Linked DNA regions of Homo sapiens: region 1 is linked to region 2. A link is a contact called in ENCODE Hi-C or POLR2A ChIA-PET data. All regions are on one chromosome and are shown on one strand. Each heading gives the region's core, a stretch centred on a gene start or an enhancer-like site at or near the end of the contact. The rest is flanking DNA. Distances are from core to core; before and after follow the strand shown.

Region 1 (6,756 bases), core at 1,979-4,478, 210 kb before region 2:
TTTTGCATAATGTTCTAGGCATAGAGAGAAAACATTACAGCTCAAGGAAGAAATCACAACTGTGAAGTAAAGAAGTTTGTAATGTCAAAGAAGAAAATTGTTTAGGGGGCCCTCTTGATGTGAAATAGTTTTTATGAGAGCCAGAGTTCCTTTAACAAGCAAAGACAATGGTATATTACTTTTTACAGTGCCTTTATATCTCACCTATTTATACCTGAACGAAAATTACTAACATAGCAAAACAAAACAAAAAAACCCTGCAAATTATCAATATATGAAGACTAGCAGTGAAGATATCACAGTTTCTATAGAACACCAAACTGGTTTATGTCCCACCTCAGGCATGTATTAGATGTGTGAACCTGGGCAATTTAACTTCCCATGAGCTACATTCCTTCTTTAAGATGAGGATAATATGGAACTCTATAGAGTTATGGTGACAATTAAATATGAAAATGTGTTTTTAAAAACTTAGAGTGCCTGGCATATGGTACTCACCCAAGAAATCCCACTTTATTATTAAAAACAATCCAATTAATAGACAATATATAATAAATAAATAATTATTTAAACATGCTTACAAGGAACACTTGGATAAGCTTGTTAATTCTGCAGTGAAAGAAAGTTGTGGCCTCAAGGTAATTGGCTTTATTCTTTCAATTTCTGTTTCGTCTGAAGCTAGATATGAGAGGCTCTAGAAATCAAAAAATAAATATATGATTTGCCATGTACATCCCTGTGTAGGACATTTATTCTTAAAATTCATTTATTTCTTGTATTTGTCAGTTTGTTGGATAACTTTTAGAAATACCAAGATTTCACATTCTATCAAAAAATAAAATATTATAACTAGTTGAGTTTAATGTTATTTTGCAATATAAATACCTCCAGTTTTTTCCCATTCTTAAGTTCTTTTCCTTCATTTTTCTTCTCAGTTTCAGACATTTCTGAGATTTGCTCTTGTTCATCACATTTATTCATTTTAATCCTAATTAATAATAAACAGAATTATTGAAAGCAGAAATAATGGAGGTATTTGAGAGTTGTTCGAGATTTTGCCAACACACACACACACACACACACACACACACACACACAAAACCAATCTCTTACAAGTAATTTTACATTCTAAGGAAATTACCAATTTGATAAATATTTAAAAAACTTTATAAGCTTGTTCTCGGCTTTCAGATATTTCTCCCTACTCAGTAAATTTACCATTAGTGTTTACAGCCCTTTCTAAGGGCATCAAGAAACCTTTCCTCTGGTGAGAATAAGTAACAGGGGAATGGGGAGATAAATATTCAAGGACACATACCCTGTTTCCTCTCATTTTTCTTTCTCTCATATTTTTTAAGCTGTGAGAACCTGAGCAGGTATAAGGGCAGGTGATCATGGTGATATTAAGTAGTAAATCATAGTTGGTGTTTATGCATAAACAGTAAACAATTCATGGCATTAGCACTATTGCCACTGCTGCTGCTACTACTACTACTATTACTACTACTACTAGCTAATCCTTATATAGTACTTACTAAGTATGTGCCAGGCAATAGTGTAAGTACTTTACACGTATTGACTGATTTAATTATCACAACCCTATGAAGTAAGTACTATTATTCCTCTTTTATTAGTAGTTCAATAAAATCTCAGTTATCTGAACAGTGTCAGAAAATTATTGATGTAGGAGTCAAGTTTTTCTGATAGTGTAAAAATTTCTTGTTTTCAGTATAAGGTTTTGTTTTCCATTTTAATCATTTAAGAAGGAAATCCTTTGGTAAAATATTACATGCTCTGTTGGGAATGTAAAATGGTGCAGCTGTTTTGGCAAACAGTCTGGCAGTTCCTCAAAAATGTTAACTACAGAGTTACCATATGACCCAGCAATTCCACTCATATACCCAAAAGAAAGAAAAGCCTATGTCTGCATATGTGAGGAGTGACTGCTAATGGGAAGATGGTTTCTTTAGGAGGTGACAAAAACATCCTAAGATTAAATTGCGGTGATTGTTGCACAATTCTGGGAATTTATTAAAAACCACTGAACTGGAGACTTTGAATGGGTGAACCATATGGTATGTGAATTATATCTCAAGAGAGCTGTTTAAAAGGTATTATATGCTTTTTGCCTTCTGAAATAGAATATAGGGGACTAAGTGCAGATATTATCTATATGGTAGTATCTTGGGCTGAAAACCCAGCCCCATTAATGGCACTGCAGAATCTGGGTAAATTCCTTAAGAACTCTATGCCTCACTTTTCTCATCTGAAAATTAGGTTGTTGTGAGGATTAAATGCACTAATTTAAGTAAAGTGCTCAGCCCAGGACTTGGAGTAAAACAAACACTTAATAAATATTATTATTATTTTCTTCGGATTCAGGGCAATCAATACGACATCAGTAAACTTGCTGTTCTTTAATACAATGGCTTTTAACCTTTGTTACATATTAAAATCACCAGGGAAGCATTTTAAAACTCATGATGTCCAGACCATACCCCATACTAATTAAATTAGAACAGTCATTTTTAGAAATTCCTAACTGATTTCAATCTATAATAATTTGGGGAATAAGTGTTACGAGTAACTTAGACAATAGGTGTTATACCCAGATTTTCTTCTGAGGGAAACTATTGAAGCAGGGTCTATAGCTTCCTCCTTTCTATTCTGAGCCAAATGACTCTGGGAAATGATGAAGGTCCTGATGCTATTTTATCAAATGTTGTTGCATTTCCTGCTTACATAGCTTGCACTTTCTTTCTCATTTTAAGTTTCTTTGGCAGTTATCTGAATCTTCTCCAGGTAGGCAGTGCCAAACAGAGAGCACAAGTGAAGACAATATAAGAAATCTGGATTCTCTGTGTTATTTGCCAGTGCTGTAGTTTGGGTTCAGGGGCAGAAGAAAATACAATCTATCATCTATAGCGACTGACCCACCCAGTCTCTCTAAGCTGAATGCAGTGTTGCTAACAGTTAACAAGGAGAGTTTGCCACCTGAACGAGAAGACAGGGCTATCTCCTCAACTTCCTGTTACCTCATTTCTGCCGCTGTAACTTTATAAAACTTGCTCTAGCTGAGATTATCAATAACCTCCATGTCAGGAAATCCAGTGAACATTTTTAGTAGTGAACTTCACTGATAATAACTGCTAACCACTTCCTTCTACTTAAAATACTCCTGTTTCCTTGCCTCTGGGGCAAAATACTCTAACGGGTGCTTCTCTGTCCCTCCTCTGGTTTCTCCTCCTCTACCATGCCATTCAAAGCAATTTCTCAAGACTCAGTGCTTGGGGTCTCTCCTCATCTTATTCTCTGCCTTCTCCCTAGGCAGTTTCATGCACACCCATGGCTTCAATTATGCTTATTTACTGTGTCACAGACCATGCACGTAGCTGCCCACTCAATTACCTTATTTAGAGATATCTCAAAGGCATATCAACTTCAACATGCCCCAAACCAAATACATGACGAAATGATAACCTGAGCTCAGTGTCTAGGTACCAGGCCTTCTTATCATGAGTACTATCTTTCCAGGAAGCCTAGCTACAAGTTTATTCAGTTAGGGCTCACAAGGACCAGGTATGTTGTGAGGTCAATAGTGGTAAAGTTGGCCAGGAAACAGTTCCGAGGAACATCTTCAAACAGATAGCTTCTCCAATTGATCAGAATGATATTTTTAACTGCTTAAACTAAATGCCCCAATTTAGGGTCACTGGGGCTACCCCAGCTGGGGCCAGCCTGGTGACTGACAGTGTGGTATTTAGCTGAGAGGCAGTCTGGAGAGACAAATTGAAGCCAAAGTCAGCTGGAAAAGTTGAATGTCAGGAAGAACAAACACAAAGGGCCTCAGGTGGGGCTGGAGTTCAGAATAGTGGCAACAAGAGTTAGTGGTGAGCAGGCAATATGGGTCCAGAGCCATTGTTCTGGGTAACCCTACGACATCTGTGTCTCCTCTTTGTTGCTCAGGGATTCATGATGCATGGGTGTGTGAGGTTGGTTTAAAGGATTAGAAGCAAGTCATTACATTTACATTAATTTAGGAGTCTAAGATAAAGTTCAATGCTGGGTTTAGGTTTAGAAACCGTCCAGAGCACTTTTGTTAAAAAAAAAAAAAAAAAAACTACTGCAGCAAGAAAAAAAAATCAACAAAATAAACATTTTTCTTATTTGCCTGAAATTATACTAACCTTTCATACTTTTGAAAACCAAAAGACCCAGGACAATGGGTTGTGGGGAGAAAATTAGTTATTTCCCTGTGAGTTCACAAACAGCTTAAGTGTTTGGGTTTGAATTATTTCCTCCATAAGACATGGTTTTATGATTTTATCAAATAATCTAAAATGCGTTTCATCTAAAGTATGATTGCTGGCTCCACATTTAACTTTATAAGAATGTGCCAAACTGTTTCCAAAGTGGCTGTACCATTTTGCATTCCCATCAGCAATGAATAAGTTTCTATTGCTCAGCATCCTTTCCAGCATTTGTTAATGTCTTGTCTTTTCTTTCCTTTAGTTTTGGATTTTAGCCATTCTAATAGGTGTGTAGCACTGTTTCTTTCTGGTTTTAATTTGCATTTCTCTATTGACAAATCAATAGAGAATGACATGACAATATTGAGCATCTTTTCATGTGTTCATTTCCCATCCATACACATTCTTGAGTGAAGTGTCTGTTCAAATCATTTCCCCATGTTTAATTGGGTTTTCTTAAGTTGTAAGAATTCCACTTTATATATTCAACATATATATGCATATATATATATATATATGTTTATGTATTTAAGATACAAATTCTTTGTTGACTACATGGAATAGTTGCCTAGCTTCTGGATGTCTTCCTAGTCACTGTGAATTTCCAGTTATTCATGAGAAGTTCCTCAGGAGACCAATAAGAGCAAATAGAGCAGCCACTTACCTCTGAACCTGTAACTTTATTGGGGTGCTTGTAAACCCTTGCCCATGTCGAAGAGATTTAATCTGTTTCCAAGTTCGTAATATACTGTGTAGTAGGGAGAGGTCCTTTCCCCTTTCTAAGTCATACATCTGTTTTGTATTACTACAACAAAAATGGCAGAGCAAAAATTTGTCAGTGGATTAGAACTAAAAGCCTTCAAAAGTGGCATGGAAGAATGTATTGCAATAACTCTTCTGAACTCCCTCCCCACCTTATTCTTTTCATTTTATACACATCTGAACGCCATCTTACTATATTTTATGTTACCCACTGCAATTCCATTAGAAATTTGTTCCTTTATGACTTAATGGCTTTTCACTATTCAAAAGTGCCCTGCTAAAATGCAAATGCTTCTGAGAAAGGAAATAGCCTAGCTAGAATTCTACGAGATTTTTTTTTCTTTTTTGAGAGAGTCTCGCTCTGTTGCCCAGGCTGGAGTGCTATGGCACGATCTCAGCTCACTGCAACCTCCATCTCCCGGGTTCAAGTGATTCTCCTGCCTCAGTCTCCCAAGTAGCTGGGACCATAGGCATGTGCCACCATGCCTGGCTAATTGTTATATTTTAGTAGAGATGGGGTTTTACCATGTTGGGCACACTGGTCTCAAACTTCTGACCTCAAGCGATCTGCCTGCCTCAGCCTCCTAAAGCACTGGGGTTATAAGCGTAAGCCACTGAGCCCTGCCAGAACGCTACAAGATTCTGAAGTACCAAAGAGAGAAGAGCAATGGTGGAAGAAAGGAGCAATAAAAGAAAGGGAGTGGAAAGCCCCTACGTTTTGATAATTGTGCTTGCTATCTATTCAGGATTTAGTTAATTTCTGGTTGGCACTTCACTATTTACAAAAAAGAAGATGCAAACCAGCTGCTGCATGTCCCTTCCAATACTTTGGTGCAGTATGATGCTCCCACAACTTTTATTTTGCCACCTAAGTTCTATTTGGACGGTTCCAAAGCCACTGGTGAGGGATTGGCTTAGATTAAGGATGCCAAAATCTCAAGAGGTCTTGATGGGAAAGGATGGTGGTAGCCTAGCACCATAGAGTTTGAGTCACTCTAAGAAAGTGCTGGGGAGGGATTCTTACTTAAAGTGCATGAAGATAGAAAATATGCATTTCAAGGCTGAGCATGGTGGTGCATGCCTATAATCTCAGCATTTTAGAGGCCAAGGTGGGGTGGATCACTTGACCCCAGAAGTTGAAGACCAGCCTGGGCAACATGGTGAAACCCTGTCTCTACAAAAGTTACAAAAACTAGCCAAGCATGATGGTGCACACTTGTAGTCCCAGCTACTCAGGAGACTGAGGTGGGAGGACCACTTGAGACTAGAAGGTTGAGACTGCAGTGAGCCGTGATTGTGCCACTGAGCTCCAGGCCAGGCAACAGAGGGAGACCTTGTCTCAAAAAAAAAGAAAATATGTATTTCAAAACTCAGTTTATATCACTTCCTCAGTACAGCCTTGCTTGAAAACCCCCACAACAAAATTAAATTTTCTTATATCTCTTCATGCTTTTCCTTTTAAATATTCATCACACTTGTAATAAGTCATTCAATGTCTCTTTCCCTGTGTGATTTCAAGGTTCAGGGTACTTCAGGATAACAGGTGTATATTGTAAATGTTACCAACATTTTTTGTAAGCCTCCATTACCTCCCAATCCACTCACATAGCTGAAGTGTGAAACAAGAATACTTAAAGGAGTGTGGTCATTTTGAGTAAATGCCATAAGAAGTGTGATGCAGTAGAAAGGATAGCAAGATACTTGGAGTCAGACAAGCCCAGTGTTAACTGTGGTTCTCCAACTT
Region 2 (6,164 bases), core at 1,443-3,942:
GAATGACATGTGCTCTTCCTGAATCAGTACTCAGCATATGTCCACTTCCTGCGTGGCTTCTGGCCCTCTATGACTGCTATATGGTCATCCTCTGTGGCTACCTCCTGTACCCCTATCATGACTGAGGCCCCTCTCCCACCACTCTGCCCACACTGATGAGAAAGTTGCCACAAGTTTAGAGACTAAAAATAAAATTGCACTAGACACTGCAGATCTAAAGGTGAATACAGAAAATATAATTGGAAGGGAGAGAAGGTGATGCAGAGGGCAGGAGCATGGACAAGTATGATGAGTGCCACCTTAGGCATAACTGATGAGGTACTATAGAAGCATCCAAGATGGGGGCTAATCTAGACTTGAAGGATTAGAGAAGGCTTAAAGGGGAATAACACCCAATATGAGGCTTCAAGCAGTGATAGCAAATGTTAATATTTATTTAGCAATACTATATATCAGGCCCTGTTCTAAAAACTTTGCATGAATCCCTCATTCAGTCCTTACCACAACCCTGTAAGATAGATGTTACTGTTATTCTCTTCATGTTACAGATGATGAAACTAAGGCACACAGTAAATGGTGGAGCTGAAATTCAAACCCAGGCAGCTCGGCTCCAGACTAAAGGGGAAGCAGAGTACCAGATAGGCCCTTAAAACAGAAGAAAGTGCCTAGCTTCAGTCTGAGGAAAGATGCAGTTCCTTTGGGGAACTGAAAGCAACTCAATGAGGCGCAGCTTGGGGTGGGGACAGACGTTCAGAGATGACTGGGTCTGCTCTGTAGGTTGGAAGAAAAACCAGAAGCAGAGGGTTTCAGATCCAGTCCAAATCTTTTTTTTTTTTTTTTTTTTTTTTTTTTGAGACAGTGTCTCACTCTCGCCCAGGCTGGAGTGCAGTGGTGCAACCTCAGCTCACTGCAACCTCTGCCTCCCGGGTTCAGGTGATTCTCCTACCTCAGCCTTCCAAGTGGCTGGGACTACAGGCGCACACCACCACACCCAGCTAATTTTTGTATTTTTAGTAGAGACAGGGTTTCATCATGTTGGCCAGGCCGGTCTCGAACTCCTGACCTCAGGTGATCCGCCCACCTCGGCCTCCCAAAGTGCTGGGATTACAGGTGCGAGCCACCACATCCAGCCCCCCAGTCCAGACTTTTGACAACTAGCTGTGACTGGTGTCACCAAACTAACCCCTTCTGACCTCAGTTTCTCCTTTTTGCAAAAGACCATAATAACAATACCTGCTTCTCATAGAGAATGGCCATGAGCACCAAATGAGGAAAATGTATGTGAACTTGAGTGCAAAGTACAAATTCCTTCACAGACTTAAGATTTTACCAGTATCACTTCCCCAGTAGCTTCAAGGATTTGCAAACCTGAAATCCACAATGTCAGGGCACCAGAAAAAGCAGAGAAACAGTATTGGGGAGTGGAAAAGCCCACCAGCCCTGCCTCAGACCACCTCCATCCACACTCAGCCCTTACTAACTATGAGATCTCAAGGCAAGTTATCCTCTCAGTACCTCAATTATGCCATCTGGAAAATGGGAATGTCAATGATAGCACTTGTAAGGTTCATGTGACAAGTAAGTAGCACATGTAATATGCTAGGTATAGCTCCCAACACAGAATAAAGACTTAGTCAACATTAACAGCTATCATTATTGTAAGTATTAAGAAATATGTTGGCTACTCATGCTATTCTTCCATGTTCTATACGGTATAAGCATGTGGGAATGTTAGAAGTTAGAGATGATAAAGAAGGAGGAGAAGGAGGTTTACAACCCTATACTCCCTCACTGCTGCAGAGATTCTTCCTGGCTCTCACACGCTGGCAAGCAGCTGGCTCTCCGTCTTGGCAGAAAATGCCCAAAAGAGGTAAAAGATAGAGACTGCACACCATCTGTGCAAACCAGGCTGCTCTTGTAGTTTTTAGACAAAATCTAAATGTAGTCAGATGTGACCTGCCCTTTTAAGATAGAATTATTCTATTTCCTCCCTCTACCCGTCCCCGTCCCCCACTCTGTCCCCCACATAAAACTCCCCCACATATCTCAAGAAACTTTCAGCATTTTGAAAGACATACTCTGGGGTCCTGTTGTGACAGCCTTGTGCCACATTAACTTCTCTGTCTTGTTCCCAGCAAAGAAGCCTTTGCTAATTTCACAACAGGAAAGCATGCAAGAAATTCGAGAACAAAACAAATCTACACGCAGAGCCCAGCATCTTCAAGCAAACACCCTGAGGTACAGACCCGAGGCTAGATGAGTCCGGACTGCAGATGAGGCAGCTGCCTCTTAAACTGCAAGGGGACTGAAAAAGTCATTTGCCTCTAAAAAAACCAACTCTGAATACAAATTGATAATGAATATTCATGAGCCCCTCCAGCTTGCTCTAGAGCCACCCTTGACTGCAACCCTGGACTCTGCTTCCTAAAAAGTTTCCCAAAGCTCTTTCTCTGCCTCCTCTCAGAAGGAAGAGGGTGGGAAAGTTCATTCAGGGCTTTTTGCCTCCAGCTTTCAAGTACTTGCTTTTTGGTCTGGGCTTTTATTTTTCCTTCTATTTTTTTTTTCTTAAGGATTCAGATCAAATCAATTTTGGTCTTACCCTTTGTATCTTCCATAAGTAGCAGCTTTTGTTTTCCTCCTCTTTCCTCGTCTTTCCCCCCCCCAGCCTCTGCTTGCTGTGGTCCGTCTCCGTGAGAGAGGTCCTCAAGGAAACAGAGATATAACAGACCCTTGGGCTCGTGGGAGGGGCTAAATTAGCCGGCCCCGTTTCGGAAGGAACCTCAAACCCTGTCTTTTTCATTGACTAGAAAGGACAGATTGACTGAGGAGTCCAGCAGCTCATTTTCCTAAAGTTACTCGAAGCCTTTTCCAGGTTGTAATTTTTTGCATCCTTGAAGCAATGTATATTCAAATCTCTCTCTCTTTCTCCCTTCTTCCCTCTCTCCCTTACTCCCTCCCTCTTCATCTCTCTCTCCCTCTCTTCGTTATAGAAATCCCTTTTTCTCCCTTGAAAAAGTCATCTCAGCTGCAAGCAAAAAAAGCTATTCCTTACTGCAATTATGAAGCTAGATAATAAGAAAGTTGTTACCTTGAAACCCGCTCGAAAAACTGAAAGTCAAGAACAGTTCTTCCCTCCCCATAAAGCCTCTGGTCCCATGACCAGCAATCCTTTCTCAAGGCTCATTAGAGCAAAGAGCAACAGGTGACCCAAGCGATGAGTTTCCTGCAGGAGACGCTGCGTTATTGGTTGGAAGGCTGGGTGGAACCACAGAGGAGCTGCTCAATGGGAACCGCTGCCTGGCTATGAATTGATGAAAGTCATCCACCATTTCCCAACTTTGACTTCCTACCTTTGAAGTCTAATGAGCATGAATTACCACATCCAGACCGTCAAGATTACCCCAATGTAGATGAGAGCCTGACCAAATTATTTTTAAACTGTGTAACAAAATTATTTTGAAATCAAAACAAGGGCTAATCCTTTGAAAGGAAGGTAAGTCCTCAAGTCCCAAGGCGACTTGGCAGCTTCTCCCTCCACAAGGCTGTTGCAAACCTTAGCATTTCAGGTCTGAAAGATACCTCAGACATTGAGTCTAAAAGAGGTTAGAGATGTGGAGAGGTTAAGCCACCTGCTCATGCTCACATACATGGTCTCTCTTATTTGCTACCATGTTCCCCAGCACCTAATACAGTTTCTCTCACAGCATGGGCTCTCAATAAATATTTGATGAATGGTTGAAAAAAATGAATGAATTGCAGCAAAGCAGAAATGTAGATCTGTTTTCCTGTTTCCTAGTTCTTGATTTTTCTACATTGCTTGTCTGGCATGTAAATTTGTATCTAAAGCCAGTTATACCATATAAATCATTAAATTTGTGAGCCCGAAGGACTGTTTTGACTCTATGTAGAAACTATATTCTCCAGCGAGCTTTCAGTCATACTTTAATAAGGACAAAGGATAACCTTTTAGTTTAGGCATCTCTGTTACTTTGCACGGTGCCACATGGTATATACTCAATACATTTTTTATACTTTAATAAATTTGGAGCTGTTTAACAATACTTTATTTCTGAAATGCTTTATAGTTATAGGATTTTGCATGTATGATAACAACTAATTACACTGAATGAAAGACTCAATGGATGTCTTCTCCCGAGTCAGTTTAGACTACATCTCTAATAATGAATATTGGTCTGATATTCATCCTGTTATGATAAAACTGGTTTTTGGTGATATGATGGGATTTTTTGTAAAAACCAACAATTGGTTTATGACTGCCTTTGTACTATTGTTTTGGAGAGAAATTTGAAAAGAGCATGTCCACAAAATAGTGTGCGAATTACAGAATGGAAACCAAAACATCAAAGCTAGAAAGAGAAAAGAATGATCAAAGGGAAGATCCAGAGTGGCTGAGGGGTAGGCAGGAGAAACAGACAAACAAGTACCTGAGCTTGTCAATGAGAGACACACTTTGGTGGGTGCTGTGGCAACGGTTCTCTACTTTATTACATTAGGATATTAGGTTCTTTTTTTTTTTTTTTTTTTGAGACAAGAGTTTTACTCTTGTCTCCCAGGCTGGAGTGCAATGGAGCCATCTCAGCTTACTGCACCCTCTGCCTCCCGGGTTCAAGTGATTCTCCTGCCTCTGCCTCCAAGTAGCTGGGATTACAGGCGCCCGCCACCTTGCCCAGCTAATTTGTGTATTTTTAGTAGAGATGGGGTTTCACCATGTTGGTCAGGCTGGTCTCGAACTCCTGACCTCAGGTGATCCGCCCGCCTCAGCCTCCCAAAGTGCTGGGATTACAGGCGTGAGCCACCATGCCTGGCCTATTTTACTACGTTCTTACATTCTTTTTTTTGAGACAGAGCCTCACTCTGTCATCCAGGCTGGAGTGCAGTGGCGTGATCTTGGCTCACTGCAACCTCTGCCTCCCAGGTTCAAGTGATTCTTGTGCCTCAGCCTCCCGCGTAACTGGGATTATAGATGCGCACCACTAAGCCTGGCTAATTTTTGTATTTTTAGTAGAGATTGGGTTTCACCATGTTGTCCAGGCTGGTCTCAAACTCCTGGCCTCAAGTGATCCGCTTGCCTTGGCCTCCCAAAGTGCTAGGATTACAGGTGTGAGCCACAGTGCCTAGCCACAGTTCTCTATTTTAAACAAAATTAAAATTCAAGGTCACTTCAGTCATGTTGTATCAGACGTTGTCGACAAAAGGTTACTTTGACAATTGTCTCATTCTCTTTACATTTCATCAGGGAGAGAAAGAGTTAGTAAAAAGTAAATTGTTCTAGTACCCAACTTCTGGTTTAACCAGGAGAGGTAAAATCTCATTATAGTAACTAGCACTTCATAAATATTTGAAGTTCATCCAAACTGAATATGGAGTAATAGAAACATAGTTTTAACCCCTAATTCATATTACATGAGCCTTTTGACAACATTTAATGCTTTTTATGGTAATATGCTCTGTGCTACAATTTAATCACGTTGTCCAGGTTCGCACCCTCCTCAGCATCATGAAAATACTATGGTTAAGTATATATTATCACCAATTCATACAAGAATAATTATAAAAGAGATGGGAGTTTGTGTGTATCTTTCTAAAGGCCTCAGAATTTATCTTAAAAAATAAATCGTCTTTCTCAACAAAAAATTATCATCAATTTTATTGTTTTTTTTTGTAATAGAAAGTAGAAAATTAAAACTGCACTCAGAAAGATGGAAGGAGTTGTCAGAAAGGGGTAAAGATATTTGTCTGTCTTTTAATGATGAAATGGTCTTATAAAGTTCTTAGAATGGTAGAATTTTCATTTTTCCTACACCTTCATCCTCTTTCACTGTACCGGTTCATCCCCCTATGCATATAAAATATTTAAGTGATTCTCATTCTTAAAAACAAATTCTGTTGTTTAATGGTATGAATTATTAGTGTTGCAAGATGAATAAATTCTTGAGATTGGCAGCACAACAATGTGAATGTACTTAAAAATACTTAAGTATACTGTTAAAAATGATTAATATGGGCCAGGTGCATTGGCTCACCGTGTAACCCCAGCATTTTGGGAGGCTGAAGCAGTAGGTTGTCTGGAGGCCTGGAGTTTGAGACCAGCCTAGGCAACATAACAAGACCCCATCTCTACAAAAATAAAAATAAATTTTAAA

The links. Hi-C counts contacts between places; a loop is a spot of excess contacts on that map. ChIA-PET counts read pairs that join two places held with the same protein, here RNA polymerase II (POLR2A). Pooled maps may share reads with other maps.
Region 1: a loop to region 2 is called in a pooled map, with 13 times the contacts of the local background. The contact joins the enhancer-like site here to the promoter of ENTPD1 in region 2. A Hi-C loop is called at or near these places in 1 of 168 maps with a recorded cell type or tissue (pancreas) and 6 of 50 pooled maps. POLR2A ChIA-PET finds 5 or more read pairs at or near these places in 3 of 52 experiments (OCI-LY7, WTC11 and activated naive CD4-positive, alpha-beta T cell).

Annotation. Positions count from the first base shown.
Region 1 is chr10:95,960,128-95,966,883 of GRCh38, reverse strand. It overlaps CC2D2B (coiled-coil and C2 domain containing 2B), which reads right to left. Exons shown (of 35, transcript NM_001349008.3): 12 at 4,915-5,055; 13 at 886-988; 14 at 582-694. All of the region lies in intron 2 of ENTPD1-AS1 (ENTPD1 antisense RNA 1), which reads left to right. Among named protein-coding and RNA genes, the nearest start is that of CC2D2B, 56 kb to the right of the region's middle. Within about 2 kb of position 3,228, at least 2 of the 41 ENCODE cell types and tissues checked have a DNase peak (open chromatin) inside an H3K27ac peak, as active enhancers do.
Region 2 is chr10:95,752,691-95,758,854 of GRCh38, reverse strand. It overlaps ENTPD1 (ectonucleoside triphosphate diphosphohydrolase 1), which reads right to left and starts at 2,692. Exons shown (of 10, transcript NM_001776.6): 1 at 2,600-2,692. The coding sequence starts at 2,615. It overlaps ENTPD1-AS1 (ENTPD1 antisense RNA 1), which reads left to right. Exons shown (of 6, transcript NR_038444.1): 6 at 2,141-5,649. RefSeq lists a silencer at 1,442-1,501 and an enhancer at 2,832-3,131.